2 separate regions of the Homo sapiens genome follow, and region 2 is linked to region 1. A link is a contact called in ENCODE Hi-C or POLR2A ChIA-PET data. All regions are on one chromosome and are shown on one strand. The core of a region is the stretch at or near the end of the contact, and the rest is flanking DNA. Distances in the headings are between cores, read along the strand shown.

Region 1 (3,236 bases), core at 477-2,976:
TACCAGATGGAGGGGAGCTCCAGGTGTGTACAATGTGCACATGGCCTTTGCCCCATTTGCTGAGAAGGGGCTTGGAGCACTGGGGAGCCTTCTCTCCTCATAACCTTTGAGGGACCGCACTCTGACCACATTTTGCTGTCTGCTCATCCTCCTCCATCTTTAAGTCAGCACTCCGCTTTTCCCTTTTGCTCATTATATTTGGGGAGAAGCAGGGTTTATGTGCACATTCAGTTGCCCCAATCAGAGACTTTTTGAACCTGGAAAAAGCCATTGTAGGACTTCTGGGCTAATCCTCTCCATATCTACTCCACCTTCTTCATTTGCCTATGTTGGCATCTCAGGCACTATCTACTATCTACTTCTAGTACTTTCTACACTCAAAACAGAAAACATACACACATGTGTAGGGGCGTATACACACACACACACACACACACCCACACACACACGCAGAGCTGCTTTGTTCCCTTTTGGAAGGAGCTGTAAGAGAAAAATTGTGAGGGTTTAGCCTGAAAACAACTCTCCCTGCTGTTCCCAGGGCTGTCATTGCAATGATTATTTGGGCCGCTGGAGGCGGGGCTTTGGCATGCATCTGGCAGTCACTGTAAAATGCATTCCCCTTAAAATCTGCTACTTTATATTAGGTGAGCTGTACACTCCAAGTAGTAGGTGTTTTCTGTTATACATACATAGTGTATTAAGTCTCTGTAGATGATTGTCATGTTATGGCTAACCAGTCTGAACTCTTAATTATAATGAGGCATTATTAAAAAGGTTCAGAGGTATATAGATGGATGAAAATGGTGTTTCACATATTGAAATAGGAATCACTTAACCAAAGAATATATTTCGATGAATCTTAAACTTGCCTTAAAAACAGAAGAGGTTAAAAAGAATTTAGAAAAAATAAAGTTTTAGAGTGTTTGAGAATGTGTATATAAAATATTTTCAAAGCCATAATATGGATGCTCTTATGGCTCAGAAGCATGCCTACTAGAACACGTCTCGGAATGAGAGATGTTTAATTCTGTCACCTCCCAGAAAGTTTTGCAGGGTTTCTCACTTGAATTTGCTTCCCTTTGCAACCTCTTGTCCTGAAGGCCCCCTTCCCACCTGGAAATGCTGAGGCATGGGTGTGATAAGAATCAGTCATTTTGAAGAGAATAAGATGATGACTTTATTAACATTTCCATATATGCTGATTGTGTGTGTGGCGGGGTGGGGGCTGGGGTGGAGGCTTAAGGCAAAAGCTAGAATTAGTCATATGAATTATGGGCTTGTTTGGAGACTGGGCCGCTCCTGTTCCCAATCAGTGCCAGTAAATCCTGCAGACAGCTTCAACACCACTACTCTGTTTCTATCCCACTCATAAAATTCCATGCCAAGGTAAAAACCACAATCCTCCCTTTCTTGGTTTTTCATGCAAAAACTATTTTAGAATAAATTTAAATGTCAAACCTTGAAGAACTTTGAATAGTGGAGGCTTCAGCTCATTTAGTTCACAGCATAGCTAAAAAATTTGAAAAAAATAAGGATGAAAGTACTAACATTTTAGAGGCCTATATTTTTCACCGAATTTCAGTTCCAGAGGAAGACAAAATTGCTATGTTGGAAGAATAGGATAAAAGAAGAAATACTGAGAAAAGCATAAATGTCAACAGCAGCACTTTCATGCTCGGGAGAAGCCCAGAGGCCCCATGTGTGAATAACATTGCAATGGCTGCTTTATGCAGTATGTAAATAAACACAGTCCCCACACCATTTAAAGTATTCAGCACTGACCTAAACAGGCCTAGACATAAAATGCCAGTCCAGACAGACGTTTGTGAATATACACACATAACACATTGCAGGAAGAACTTGGTGCCTTTTTCCAAATATTTTATTATGTACACATTTCAGATTAGAAACACTTTCAGTGTTCATAGTCTGAGCAATGGAAAACATTTTTAATCAGTCCTAGACAGCAGGAAAACTTCCTGCAGGAGTTCTACAAGGTTTATTCTTCATTTAACAGATGTTTGTTTATAGTAGAAGGCAGGAAGCTGTATGGTATGTCTCTAGCTTCAAAGAGCTTAAAATGTGGTAGAGACCTTTAGGGGAGTTTGGTCATCAGGGAATTAAAGATAACTTTCATACAGCTATGTGAGAAAAGTATAAAATCATAAAGAACAAAGAGGAGGCCACAGTTATGATTCCAAAATGACAAACTAAAGAAGAACGCCCAGGCAAGAACCAAGAACCAACAATACCATGCAATAATTATTCTGGTGTCTCCTATGTTACAGAATGTGTTCCAATGAACTTTGAGAATCTAATGAAAGTAATGGGCCCAGAATATCCATATATCCTCAAACATTTGCACAAAATGTCAGGGATTTTATGTCCTTGACAATGTCTGAGTCCATGGGCTTTGTATTTTAAATCTTTTATAGTTACATTTACCATGGTTAATGTGTTACAACTATTTATACTCCTGTCTCCTCCACTAGAGTACAAGCACTTCTAGCACAGCAGTACATTATGTTGTATATTTTATCCACACCCCTTTCTGTTTTGCATTGTGCCTGATGCATAGAAGGTAGTAAAAATGCTGACCACTCACTTGCCTACCTACCTCAGTGTTCAGGTGTTAGGTTAATGCAGCATCTTCCAAATATCAGTCATTTGAGTAACACCCTCACAATTTTTGCAGTAGTTGCTTACCACCTGTATTATTTTACAAGATAATGGTTTTTGGTGATAGACAGCATTAAATACTATCAAATTTCAAAGTTGAGCATGTTATTTTCATTCCATTTCCTTTTAGCTTAACTCACACCAAGGAGGCAGTCCTCATTTAGTTCTGGTGTATCTTTAATATCTCTCTGACATTTGGGGATATTCCTTTGGAAGGAACACAGAGACTTTTGTAGGCAGGAGTATGGCTAGAAGTAAATAACATTACTTTGTTTCTTCTTTCATTGTGGTTAGTTTTATGGAAAGTGATAGTAATTTTCTATTTATGGAAGTGAGAAAAAATTTTTTTAACACTGACTTAAGTTTAAAAAAATGTTTTAAAGAAAGGCATCACATCAGCTATCTGTTGCTGTATGGACTACTTCCAAAACATACTGGTTTAAAAAACAATGACTTATTTTGATTCTATGGGTTGGCTAGGCTCTGCTAGGCAATTCTTCTCTCCATGAGGTCTGCTGGGGTCATTCCTGTGGCTCGAGAGTTTGGTTGAGGCTGGA
Region 2 (3,236 bases), core at 267-2,766, 180 kb before region 1:
AAGGGATTCAATATAATTAATAAAACACTTTACTGATCATTAATAGTACCAAATGTTGGGGTATTCATTATATATCAGGCCCTTTCTAAGCACTTTTTAAAATACTTCACTTATGAGTAGTACTATTACTATCCTTATTTTACAGATAAGGTAAATAAGGTAACAAGGAGGTTAAGTATTTTGTCTAAGGTCACACAGCTAGTGTCAGAGCACTCAAACCCTGGTAGTATGACTCCAAAGTCCCTACCCATCACGTTGCATTGTCTATCAAAGTCAAACATCCAGAGTGGAATAACACTGTAAAAAATAAGACCAAACAAAAATCTTAGAATGAAATACATTGAAATGTTAATGGAGCTTGTCTAAGGTGAGCCTGAACACTCCGAACAGAGAGACTTTGCGTGTTTTCTTTATACTTTATTTCATTTATTTTATGCATTTTCAAAATGGTTTAATGGTTATCTTAGTTTTACAATAAAAATATAAAGAACTTTTCAAGTGACAGTATTATTATTTTAACCCCTTTTTAGGGGAGAGTTGCATTTGTTTAAGTCTTAAGCTCATTAATAGAATCCCTGTTTGATTAAGGAGCTCACAAAATACTTACAGAAAGGAGTAGAAACATAATTATTCAGTCCTAAAGTGGACTTCTTAGTCACTAAATTCTGATCAAATTTCAAAATTCTGAGGGTCAGAAGACCAGCACACGGTGACCTTGTAGCATGTGATCATGTATAATGCTTACAAATTAGATTAGGGAATTAAACGGGTGGTTTTAAAAGGCCAGGCAGGAAACAGGTGGAGAGCAATTATTTGTACCGTTCTTTCCATTTCTTTCCTTGTAGGTAAATCTAAGCTCTGTGGTGCAAAGCTTTTCTTAAACTAGCCTCACTGTCAGTTAGGTATTTTGTTTTGTCTAGAAAAATAAATATGCATTGCTGATGGCCAATTCAAATAGTATCTAATATAATCCTCAAAAGAAAGAGGAATCTAAAAGAAGTATCCCAGTAAAAATAGAATTTTAGTTTAGTTGGTTCTTTGTAAAAAAGTTAAAGGGAGGTCTGAGCTTAAATGAGGATGTTGTACCAGTGAGAAAGAGCGCCATGTACCACTACCACTTCCTGTTTTTAACCTATAGTGGGTAGAGGGCTGTGGGTTTTGTGGGCACTCCATTTATAACTCTTGACACTCTTGATGTGTCCTCGTTCCTCTTTTCCCACTCCACAAGGACAAGTCGTTTCCCTTCTCCTCAAACCTAGATCCCTACTCTTTATCATATTCTAAAGATGTTAACTCTTGAGTGACAGAAAAATCCCATGTGACTGTTGAAGTAAAGGAATATGCTGTTCTCGGTGGGTATTTGGGACTTTTGTTCCGGTAGAAAGGTGGATTGGGGGCTTCATTCATATTTTCCCATTCTGTTTTTGTGGTAACAAGACACATTTAAGGAGAAATAGGCGGTTTAAGAGGAGCACCCAATGGACTTGTTGCTCTCCTCCCCACAGATGTCAGTCATCTTGGGCAAGTTGCTTAGCCTCCGTTAATTTTAGTTTTGTAGTCGCCCAATGGGTTCACCTTGCCTGCTGCCTAGACAGAACCACTTTATTGAGACAGGGGAATTGCAATGGAGAAAGAGTAAGTCATGCAGAGTCAGCTGTGTGGGAGACCGGAGTTTTATTATTACTCAAATCAGTCTCCCAGAGCATTCGGGGATCAGAGTTCTTAAAGATAATTTGGCAGCTAGGGGCTTGGGAAGTGGGGAGTGATGATTGGTTAAGTTGGATATGAAATCATAGGGGGGTGAAGTAAGATTTTCTTGCTGTCTTCTGTTCCTGGGTGCAATGGCAGAACTGGTTGGGCGAGATTACCAGTCTGGGTGGTGTCAGCTGATACATGGAGTACAGCTCTGCAAAATATCTCAAGCACTGATCTTAGGTTTTACAATAATGATGTTACCCCGAGGAGCAATTTGGGGAGGTTCAGACTCTTGGAGCCAGAGGCTGCATGACCCCTAAACTGTAATTTCTAATCGTGTAGTTAATTTGTTAGTCCTGCAAAGGCAGACTGGACCCCAGGCAAGAAGGGGGTCTTTTTGGAAAAGGGCTGTTACCAATTTTGTTTCAGTCAAACCATGAACTGAATTCCTTCCCAAAGTTAGTTCGGCCTATGCCCAGGAATGAACAAGGACAGCTTAAGGGTTAGAAGCAAGATAGAGTTGGTTAGGTCTGATTTCTTTCACTGTCATAATTTCCTTGGTTATAATTTTGCAAAGGCAGTTTCAGTTTCTTTATCTATAAAATGGGGGTAATTAACAGGGTTGTTATAAAGATCTCATGGAACAATGTACACTTTACAACTATCTTTTCTTTTTTAAAGTCCTTTATAAAATTAAAAGTCAATCTTACCTAGCCAGCCACACAAAAGGAGGCTGCGGGTGGCTTTGGTCTGCAGGCTGTCCCTTGCTGACCCCTGATATAGATGCAGATCTTTGAAATCATGTGCCTGACATAAGGTAAAGTCTGTGGCCAGAGAACAAAGCAAAACTAACTGGCCCACAAAGGAGTAGTTTTCTAATTAAACCAACTACCACTCTGTGAGTAATAAAAGTTCAAGCTAACCTTGAAAATCCAACTCTCTGCACCACACTTAACCTGCTCTACTGTGATAACTCCAACCTGGCCTACTGTAAACCAGATGAGTGAGCAGAGAAGGCATTCTACCAATCATGGAGGTAAATAATGCTGTAAAACCATAGCCAGTATAGTTAAGTTGTCTGTTGCAGGCTAAGAAAAATACACTGTACCAAAACAGAGATCACACTGCTGTCCTTGGATAGGACCAAGGCACCTGAGGCAACTCAGCATAAATAGGACTGAGTGAACTCAGGGTATACACTCTAGCGCATGTGCGCGCACACACACACGCACACACACCCCTACCTTTCTGGGGCTAAGAGAATTGAATTCTTAGAACCCCCTTATCAGATGCATCACAGACGACTCATAAACTAGCAATAGCTGCTCAACTTCTAAAAACAATGAGTGGGACTCATCTCCTACACATGCCAACTATTTCTGTTTACAAAATAGGCACTCATTGTTAACGCAATGCTAACCACTTTCCCATTTCCCTATTTCTGAAAAGCTTCTTAATCCAGTGGATTTCAATAGAGTTCAATGGCACTGCCACTGTCCCTTTTCCATGTATTTCAAATGTTGGCAAGCCTGAATGTGCCA

What was found. A loop is a pair of places that touch in the nucleus more often than their neighbours do. ChIA-PET counts read pairs that join two places held with the same protein, here RNA polymerase II (POLR2A). Pooled maps may share reads with other maps.
Region 2: a loop to region 1 is called in a pooled map, with 2.1 times the contacts of the local background. The contact joins two enhancer-like sites. A Hi-C loop is called at or near these places in 1 of 50 pooled maps. POLR2A ChIA-PET finds 5 or more read pairs at or near these places in 3 of 52 experiments (GM12878, activated CD4-positive, alpha-beta T cell and activated naive CD4-positive, alpha-beta T cell).

The regions. Positions count from the first base shown.
Region 1 is chr12:46,401,350-46,404,585 of GRCh38, forward strand. The region is part of intron 2 of SLC38A4-AS1 (SLC38A4 antisense RNA 1); the gene reads left to right. Among named protein-coding and RNA genes, the nearest start is that of SLC38A4-AS1, 19 kb to the left of the region's middle. Within about 2 kb of position 1,727, at least 7 of the 41 ENCODE cell types and tissues checked have a DNase peak (open chromatin) inside an H3K27ac peak, as active enhancers do.
Region 2 is chr12:46,217,040-46,220,275 of GRCh38, forward strand. The region is part of intron 5 of SLC38A1 (solute carrier family 38 member 1); the gene reads right to left. Among named protein-coding and RNA genes, the nearest start is that of SLC38A1, 50 kb to the right of the region's middle. RefSeq lists a silencer at 2,886-2,945. Within about 2 kb of position 1,517, at least 15 of the 41 ENCODE cell types and tissues checked have a DNase peak (open chromatin) inside an H3K27ac peak, as active enhancers do.